2 separate regions of the Homo sapiens genome follow, and region 2 is linked to region 1. Evidence: chromatin loops called from intact Hi-C (ENCODE). Cell type or tissue: heart right ventricle. All regions are shown on one strand. Each heading gives the region's core, and the rest is flanking DNA. Links, peaks and the distances in the headings are about the cores only.

Region 1 (4,373 bases), core at 303-4,302:
TGCTGGGATTAAAGGCATGAGCCACTGTGCCCAGCCAGTTTCTTCTGATTTTAAAATAAATTATATATACACACAATGGAATATTATTCAGCCTTTAAAAGAATGGAAATTCCCTGGAGATATTGGCTTAAAGAAAAAGGATGGGTGGGCCGGGCACGGTGGCTCACGCATGTAATCCCAGCACTTTGGGAGGCTGAGGCGGGCGGATCACCTGAGGTTGGGAGTTCGAGATCAGCCTGACCAACATGGAGAAACCCCGTCTCTACTAAAAATTCAAAATTAGCTGGGCGTAGTGGCGCATGCCTGTAATCCCAGCTACCCAGGAGGCTGAGGCAGGAGAATCGTTTGAACCCGGGAGGCAGAAGTTTCCGTGAGCTGAGATCGCACCATTGCACTCCAGCCTGGGCAACGAGCAAAACTCCACCTCAAAAAACAAAAAAAGAAAAAAGAGAGAGGATGGAACTTCTGACTCCTGCTACAGCATGGATGAACCTTGATGACATTGTGCTGAGTGAAATAAGCCAGTCACAATGGACAAATTCTGTGTGAGTTCACTCAGATGAGGTCCCCAGAGTAGTCAAATTCATAGAGACAGAAGGTAGAATGCAGGCTGCCAGGGTCTAAGAGAGGGAGCTGGTGTTTAATGAAGACAGAGTTTCAGTTTGGGAAGATGAAAAAGTTCTAGCAGTTGTGATGGTCCCACTACAACATGAATGTGCATATGCCACTGAATTGAGCCTGAAAATTGGTTAAAATGGTTCATTTCATGTTATATGTATTTTACCACAATTTTTAAAATAAACAATTCTTTTTTACTAGAACATTTTCATGGGCCCTGCACGGAGCCTCCTGGGCCTGATGGAGAGGGGCCCCACCCAGAAGAGCACAGGGCTGGCCCCACCCCTGCACCACACATGCCCTTTATCAACTGAACACTCCCACAGCCACACGGACAGGATTCCTTCCAGTCTGTGTCTGTCTGAGCCCAGAAAAAGAGGAAATACTGAGCTCTAGCTGGAGCTTCATCCAGCGATGATAAATAATCTCGTGCTCCAATTCAGCTCCCATCCTCTCAAGGGCATGGTCGCCACCGGAGGTCTAGGTCTTGGGGCCCCTTCCCCCGACCTGGGGTATCTCTTAGGGCTTTAGTGTCCTCAATTAGCAACCCAGGGGAAGCACAGAAGTGTCTGGGCTCTGTTAAGAGGCGGCTTTATCAGCCAGGCGAACATTTTTTTCAGAGAACCTCAGTTTAGGGGAAGCAGTTCCTGGCGGGGCTTTGGTTCCAGGCTCTCCCCCTCCAGGGACACTCATTCCTAAGGGGAGCAGGCTGGGCTGTCTGGGAACATTTGCCCTGTAATATCAGTTTGCTTCTTATTGGTCCTTTGATAGCAGAACAAGAGGCTCTGTGATCCTCTGGACCTCAGATTTCCTTTTAAACTCTCAAATAAAAAGATATGTGTGTGCTGCTCGTGTGGACTTCCCGCTGGGAGTGGAAGGGCCCCGAGCACGAGGCCCGCGTCGGGGACAATAGCCCGCACCCCTGGGGCCTGTTCCGTGCTCAGGGCGCAGGGGCTCCCAAGGTTCAAAGTCCCCTGGAGCGGGTTGTTTCTGGCTACGAAAGCAGCAGCCCGGCCGCCGTGGGGAGGGGGAAGGGACGGGGTGTGCAGGAGGCGGGGGTGCGGGGCTTTTCAGGCCATCTCTCATTGCAGCGAGACCCCCGCTTTGCCCGCGTCCGGACCTCCTTCCCCCCTGCGGGAGAGGCGCGGAGGGGCTGCCGGACCGGCCAGGGGGAGCCCGCCCCCTAGGGGAGGGCGTGGCGAGTGCAAGCTCCTCTGCGCCCCTGCCCGGGCCCTGCCTGGGCACCCGGGACTGGCAGGCGAGGAGCCAAGGGGGATCCCTGGGGTTGGGGGCTCGGGGGGGCTGGGGGAGGTCCTCAGGGGCCATCCCCAGGGACCACTTCAGGAAACGGCCTTCTGGAAGAAGCTGGGGAAGGGGACTTTTAGGGCACACCTGGGTTATCTTCCCGTAGGTGGGGTCGAGGGGACACCCGAACATTTCTACCAGGATTCAGGAGGGCGGGGCGACCAGATAGACTGGGGTGACCGCGTCCCACGACCTCGTCATCGGGGATGGGGGTGGGGTTGGGGGCTGGACAGGTAGGGATGAAGTTGCACTGCGACCGGACTCGGCTCCGGAAGTGTCCAAAGCCTGGGCCCCATGCAGACAATATGGAATTTTGGGGGTGCCCGAGGTGTTACCACCCGCCCTGCAGTGCAGGCCAAGCTGCGGTCCGGCTGGGCCCTGCCGGCCGCCATCCCACGGCCACAGGATCCCTGAGCCCCTCTCCGTTCGCCCCTCAGTCCTGCAGAGGCATCGGGACCCCCCAGGTGTCCGGCGGGGTTCACCGCGCTCCCGCCTTTGGGGATCGATCGGCTGGCGGGCGACGCGCGGCCGCGGCTCCGGAGCCTCCGCCCCCCTCCCCCTCTCGGGCTACGCAGGACGCGGCCTCCAAGCAGCGTCCTCGCGGTTCCGGGCCGCGGCCAGGCCAGGCTGCAGGCCAGCCGGGGAGGCGGAGACGCGCCGGGCCCTTCCGATCGGGCCGCCCCTCGGCTCCGGGGTTGGGGAGAGGGAACTAGAGCGAGCCCAGCTTCTCCGCCAGCGGCGCTCGGCGCCCCCTTTTCTCGCCCCCCTCCCAAGCCAAATACCCCCACCTCGCGCGCGCGCTTAACCCTCGGCGCGCCGCGAGGCTGGGAGCTGGGAGGGGAGTAGCCGAGGGGGAGGGGCGCAGGGGAGCGAGTTGGAGGGGGGCAGTTGCGCTTCGGCTGACGACCACTTCGGGGTCCGCCTAGCGATTTTTATTTCATTCCCTGCCTTGCTGCAGCAGCTCTTGGTTGGAAAAAGGAAGAAAGAAATCTGCCCTGCGAGTGGGCCCCGCTGGGTTTGGGGGCGCGACGGGGACACCCGAGAGGAAAACGCAGGGGCTGGCGTGAAGGGGTGAACCTCAGGGGCACGGGAGAGCCGCGGGGCGACCTTGAGCAAACGAAACCCAAATAAAAACACAGTGCGCCGAGGCCGTTGTGAGCGCGGCGGCGGCGGCGGCGGGCGGTGGAAGCCGTTCCAAAGATCATATTTGAAATATGGATCCCGGGGGCGCAGATCTCCAGGCCGGCGGGGCCTCGCGACTGAGTGGGGGCCGGGGGCCGGGTGGGCTTCTCCGGGCGGGCCTGAGGTGGCTGCCCTGACGTTGGGAGGGACGGACGTCGTAGAAAACAGCGCGTCCCGCTTCGGCGCCTGCGACCCCAGCGTGCCGCAATGCGGAGGCGCGGCCCTGCGGGCGGCGGTGTGGCCCCGAGGGGTGCTTGGGCCCTGCCAAAGGACCCTGGCGTCGCGGTGCTCGGGGCCCGCGTCCCCGTCCGCGCACCCTGTCGGGCCAGTCCGCAGGAACCCCCGGCTGCAGTGCCGCGCGGCCCGCTAGGGTGGGACTCGGGGGCGTCGGAGGCTTCGCCGACCAAATGAAAGCCGAGCTTTCACGGGCGGTGGGACAAAGAGCAGAAACATTGAAGTGGGGACCCGGGGGTTGGGGGGGCACCCTTAGAAACAAAGCCACTCCTCCAGAAGGGTGGAGGGGCGGAGTGCAGGGCTCCCTCACAGCCTCCCCCTGCACGCACAACCCCACCAGTTCCGCTGCCCCTAAGCTGCCGCTACAAGTACGATATGATCAACGCCAGCGCGAAGTTTTTCTAAGGACAAGGGAGAGAAATGAGCGCTTGTTAAAGCCCGGGTAGATTCTGTAGTGGTTACTGGTAAATCCCCTCTCGGTGATCTGCAATCCACCTCCGAGGGCCGGGAAAACGATACCAACTTGAGAGCTTTCTGAGTCGGGGGAGCGACCCGGGAAGCCACAGGCGGCCCGCTCAAGGCAGAGCCCAAATCTGGGTTCCGTGGGCTGGCGGTGGCAATCTCCTGGCCCAGAGCACCCGCTCAGCGAGAAGATTCCCTTAAGAAGTCGTTTATTTCCCCGGGATGGTGCGGGTCATGCCTCTTCCCAGACCGAACACTTAGTAGCCACCCTCCAGCCCACGGCTGTTAAAAGGTTCCCGACCTCTCCAGGGTCCACTCCTTCAGCCTGGCCCCCACCAGGAGCGAGCCTGTGGCTGAGCTAGATAGCAGCTCTCCTCTCCTGGGGCCCCTGAGGGCCCTGGGGGCCCAAACCGAGGTGGCGTCTGGAAGGCTTCAGTCTGGCAGCAGAACCAGGGGCTCGACCAGCCCCTGTCTGGGAGGGGGCAGTATCAAATAAGCAGGCCAGCGGCCCTTCTCGGGGACCTGTGCGGAGCTGGTTATCCGAAGTCGGGGGCAGGAGCCCCAGCAGAAGG
Region 2 (4,373 bases), core at 120-4,119, 100 kb after region 1:
GGATCACCTGAGGTCAGGAGTTTGAGACAAGCCTGGCCAACATGCTGAAACTCTGTCTCTACTAAAGATACAAACATTAGCTGGGCATGGTGGCACATGACACGCCTGCAATCCCAGCTACTCGGGAGGCTGAGGCAGGAGAATTGCTTGAACCCAGGAGGCGGAGGTTGCAGTGAGCCAAGATTGCACCATTGCACTCCAGCCTGGGCAACAAGAGTGAAACTGTCTCAAAAAAAAAATCGCTTAAATTAATTTTAAAAAGGAAAAAGAAAAAAAACAGATGTCAATGAAAAATGAGTAGCACTAACCAAAAATTGAAGGTGATTATAAAAACAAACACAAGGCAAATCAAGCTGTGGCAACCGTCCATCCTATGCTGTTGCTTGGCTGCTGGAGCTCTGAGCCTGGTGCCTCTCTTCATGTCACAGAAGACACCTGTTAGGGGTGGGATTATGGACCAGAGACGTTCTGCTAGAGAAGCAAGAAGGCTTGGAGGTGAGTCTATAAGAGTGAATGACTTTCTCACAATTTGATACAAGGTAATTGCTGCCCTGTCTCTTCCTAACACCCAGGTCTTCCATGTAGCAGGCCCTGTTCGCAGCTGTTTGTGAATATTAACTCATGTTATCACTGAGACCACCCTATGAGACAGGTCCTGCCACTGGTCCTGGATTTACAGAGGAGGACAGGCCCAGAGAGGTTAGCAACTTGCCCAGGGCCACAGAGCAGGTGTTGGAGAGGGGGAGCTGGATTTGAACTGGGACTGTGCTGCTCAAGGTGGCACCCCTCACATTTGACACCTAGGGCTGCACAGATAGGAAAATCAGCCCCCCATGCGTGCAGCCAGGCCTCAGCCCCCATGCTCCTGACACCGGAAGCTCCATCAGCGAGTGCTCGGCCAGCCACCAGGACTCTCTTGGTGATGCCTTTGTTACACCAGACATCTGGAGCAATGGAATACTGAATGTGAGACAGACTTGGTTATTTTCCTGTCTCTCTTCTTTCTTTCTCCTCTCTGTTTCTTTTCTTCTTCTGTGGATGAGGCAATTCTCACAGCTCTGGTTGGCCCAGTCCCTGCAACGCTGATGAACAGGGCTGAGCAAATGTGGTGGTGGTGGTGGGGGGCTCAGAGGAAGGCAGGGCTTCTCTTGGAGACTGGGCAGTGGCAGTGCCGGCACTGTGAGCGCTCACCACTCCGAGGACGTGGATGTGGACTCTACCTGGTCTCCTCTGGCCAGGTGGGGCAGGCTGAGGTGGGCTGAGACTGGAATTGGGCCTGTCCAGGGAGGGTCCCCCCCTCCCCTCCCCAGCCCAGCCACAGAGCCAGAGCTTGTGCAGGTGGGTGGCTGGCCTGGGTGTCATGGGGTGTGGCTGCAGGCACTGGCATGGGGACCGGGGCAGTCCTTCCAGGAAGAACAATTGGATTGTGGGGCAGGGGGCCCACAGGCCAGGCCAAAGTCCAGGCTCTTCAGGCTGAGGCAGGACTTCAGCCCCAGGCAGCCAATCAGGCTGCTGCAGAGAGCAGGCTGGAATGGGCCCTGGAGACTCCATGGAGCTGAAGCAGGAGACCCGGGGTGGGGGCTAGGGGCTGCGGGCTTTGGAGGCAGGGAAATAGGCAGATCTGACAAACTCAGACTTCAAAGACTGTGTCTCCTGGTGTCCCAGCTGGTTTACTATGCAGGGTGGCACTGACAAACCCAGCACCTCCCAGGGCAGGATTTTAATCCTCCCAGGGGCTGCCATCCTTGAGCACCTGCTTGGGGCCAGCCTCTGTGCCAGCCTCCCCGCAATGTGTCCACCTTACTCTCAGGTACCCCAGGGAGGCAGGCATGGTCCTCATTATCCCACTTTTTCAGATGAGGAAACTGAGGCTGGGGAGGGTCAACTGCTTTGCCAATGCCACAGCATCTGGGTGGGGGGCCAGGGCTGGAACATGAGTTTATCTGACTCCAAAGCCTATGCTCTTAATGCACAGGAGAATAGGTGTGGAAGGGTCCCTCGGCTCCTGGCCACGGCCACCCCAGTCCTGTGTCAGAGCCAATCCACGCGACTTTCTTTGCGGTGTTTCCGCCTGGTTTAACGTGATTTCTTGCTGAGCACCGTGGCTTATAGATGCTGCTTCCCTATCGTTCACAAAAAGCCTCCTCATGCCTTCCCCCCTTCCTTTTAGGAAACTCACCCCTTTTCCAGGACTGGCCAGCCGTCCAACCAGGGCCCACCCCTAACGAGAATGGAGGGGTCCCTGGGGCTTGTGAAGCCTGGCAAGGAGTTAGAAATTTATCCCACGCTGGGGTCAATGGTGGGACCGTCGGGAAACCGGCAGGCTTTAGGGAAAAGTCTCCCCCGTGCTGACTGTCGCGGCTTGGCCTTTATTCCCATGGGTGCTTTGTGCCGGGGCGGGCCCCTCCCAGCTGACCGAGGCCGGGTCTGCAGGTTCCAGCGCCCGCAGAGCTCCCGCGCGCCCCCGCGTGGCTGCAGACGGCAGCGCCGCTTCGGGAGCGGGTTTTGCAGGAGGAGGGGGCCCGAAGGGGAGGAGCAGGAGCAGGGGCAGGGGCAGGGGGCCGGTTATGGGACCGGCTCGCCGGGGGCTCTGGACCTGGGCTGCGAGGCTTATTACCAGCACCATAACAGCCAAGCAGGGGTTGGCGCTGCCGGGGACAGTGGCATGCAGCCTCTGGCCTGGGATAAGCTGGGGAGGCAGGGTCCGTCCGCGACCAGCAGAGCATCGCAGCGAGACAGCCGGCCCAGGGCCTGCGGGCAGCTCCCGGCGGCTTCCTGGAAGAGCAAGCAGCACGCGTTGGTCTGGGAGGAGAGGATGGGGCAGGCTGAGGGCAGGTCTGGTGGGACAGGTGAAGCAGCGGTGCGGCTGGACTGGGAGGGAGGGGTCGTGGGAAACAGGATGGTGGGCTGGGGGAGGGGGGGCGGCAGGCAGTGGAAGGGGGCGGCCCTACCAGGCTGCGCTGAGAAGGGCCTGTGTAGGGATTCCTGGGAGGGCACAGGTGCGGGGCAGGTGTGGACATGGGGGTGGCGTGCTGATGTCAGGCTTCAGACCCTTCTCCCAGGGCTGGGAGGGGAGGGGTGGGCACTGTCCCAGGCCTGGCTGGCAGTGTGCGGATCCCAGGAGGCAGAAGAGCTTCCCCTAGTCTTCTGCCCGCTTTTCTGGCTGGGGAAGGAGGACTCTGTAAAGTCAGGGCAAGGACTGCGTCCGTTCCACAATGTGCCTTTAACTGGCCACATGTACTTTCAACACTAGCTTCAGAGGAAAGAAATGGGCCCAAGGGACTGGGCCCAGTGGCTCATGCCTGTAATCCCAGCTTTTTGGGAGGCCAAGGCTGGAGGATCGCTTGAGGCCAGGAGTTTGAGACCAGCCTGGGCAACATAGCTTGCTTTTCTTTTTTTAAATTAAAAATTAAAAAATTAGTTGGGCATGGTGGTGCACACCTGTAGTCTCAGCTACTCAGGAGGCTGAGATGGGAGGATTGCTTGAGCCCAGGAGGTCGAGGCTGCAGTGAGCTGTGATTGCACCACTGCACTCCAGCCTGGGCAACACAGTGAGAATCTGTGTAAAAAAGAAAAGAAAAGAAAAGAAAAGAAGCTAGCCACAGAAGACAGCCTAGTTCCAAATGGACTTTACCAGGCTGTGATGAAAACTTCGGACCCCCCAGCTCTTAGCAACCTGCTCAGCCCAGCAGATGCTGCTTGTGAAAGATGATTCTGCGGGCTTCTTCCCTACTTTGTGTTCGGTGACCTCACGTTGGTAGCTTGAAATGGGCCATGGTGGGAGTATTCACGCCGCAGAAATGGGTAAGGGCCAACAGCAGGGCTTTTTGAGGGGGATCTGGAGAGCAGGTTTGCTGGGACGCCACCGTGGCTGCTCCTCTGGGGAAAAGCCGTGTGAGAATATGCAGAGTCACATGATCTTTGATTTTCTGTGCTTCAATTTCCTTGTGTGTGAGTCTGAATAATGACTTTTTCTGAGTCCCTCTCTTGGTTAATGTGGAGAACAAATGGTTGTGGACTCTAGCGCCATGGAAACCTTATCACTTCCCTGCCTAGTGCTGGAAGACTTGCTTCAGGACCCAAGCCCCTGAGCACAGAGAGGCAGGCGTTGTGGCTGAAAGTACTCGGGACCAGGACCTTAAAACTGGCATTTACACACCACCAGCCACTCTTTGGTGCCCTTGGACCAGTCAGCTAACGCCTCTGGGTTCCAGCATCCTCGTCTGCCTGAGGGGTTCGGGCTGAAGGGTCCTCTGGTCCCCTTCCGGATGTGACATTTGGCATGAATGGTCCTCCCCACCACACACATCTCCACATTCCTACTTCTCTAAACCCTAAACCCGCTCCTTTCTCTTTCATTGATTTATTTTGTA

The links. Peaks named below come from ENCODE experiments on the same cell type or tissue, not always from the same donor. Only the 100,000 strongest peaks of a DNase experiment are listed, where the experiment ranks them.
Region 2: a loop joins it to region 1, with 2.3 times the contacts of the local background. A loop is called at or near these places in 30 of 110 quality-filtered maps.

What each region holds. Positions count from the first base shown.
Region 1 is chr17:79,842,378-79,846,750 of GRCh38, reverse strand. No RefSeq gene overlaps it. Among named protein-coding and RNA genes, the nearest start is that of CBX4, 5.1 kb to the right of the region's middle. RefSeq lists a silencer at 1,696-1,915 and an enhancer at 4,184-4,373. In heart right ventricle, for the core only: CTCF peaks have their summits at 1,602 and 1,803 (motif pointing left); DNase peaks (open chromatin) are centred at 1,787 and 2,473; H3K4me3 peaks cover 3,152 bases; H3K27ac peaks cover 1,935 bases; H3K27me3 peaks cover 1,140 bases.
Region 2 is chr17:79,740,196-79,744,568 of GRCh38, reverse strand. ENPP7 (ectonucleotide pyrophosphatase/phosphodiesterase 7) reads right to left here. Exons shown (of 6, transcript NM_178543.5): 6 at 2,350-2,775. Among named protein-coding and RNA genes, the nearest start is that of ENPP7, 11 kb to the right of the region's middle. RefSeq lists a silencer at 2,437-2,606. In heart right ventricle, for the core only: a CTCF peak has its summit at 2,469 (motif pointing left); a DNase peak (open chromatin) is centred at 2,458; H3K4me3 peaks cover 549 bases; H3K27me3 peaks cover 2,910 bases.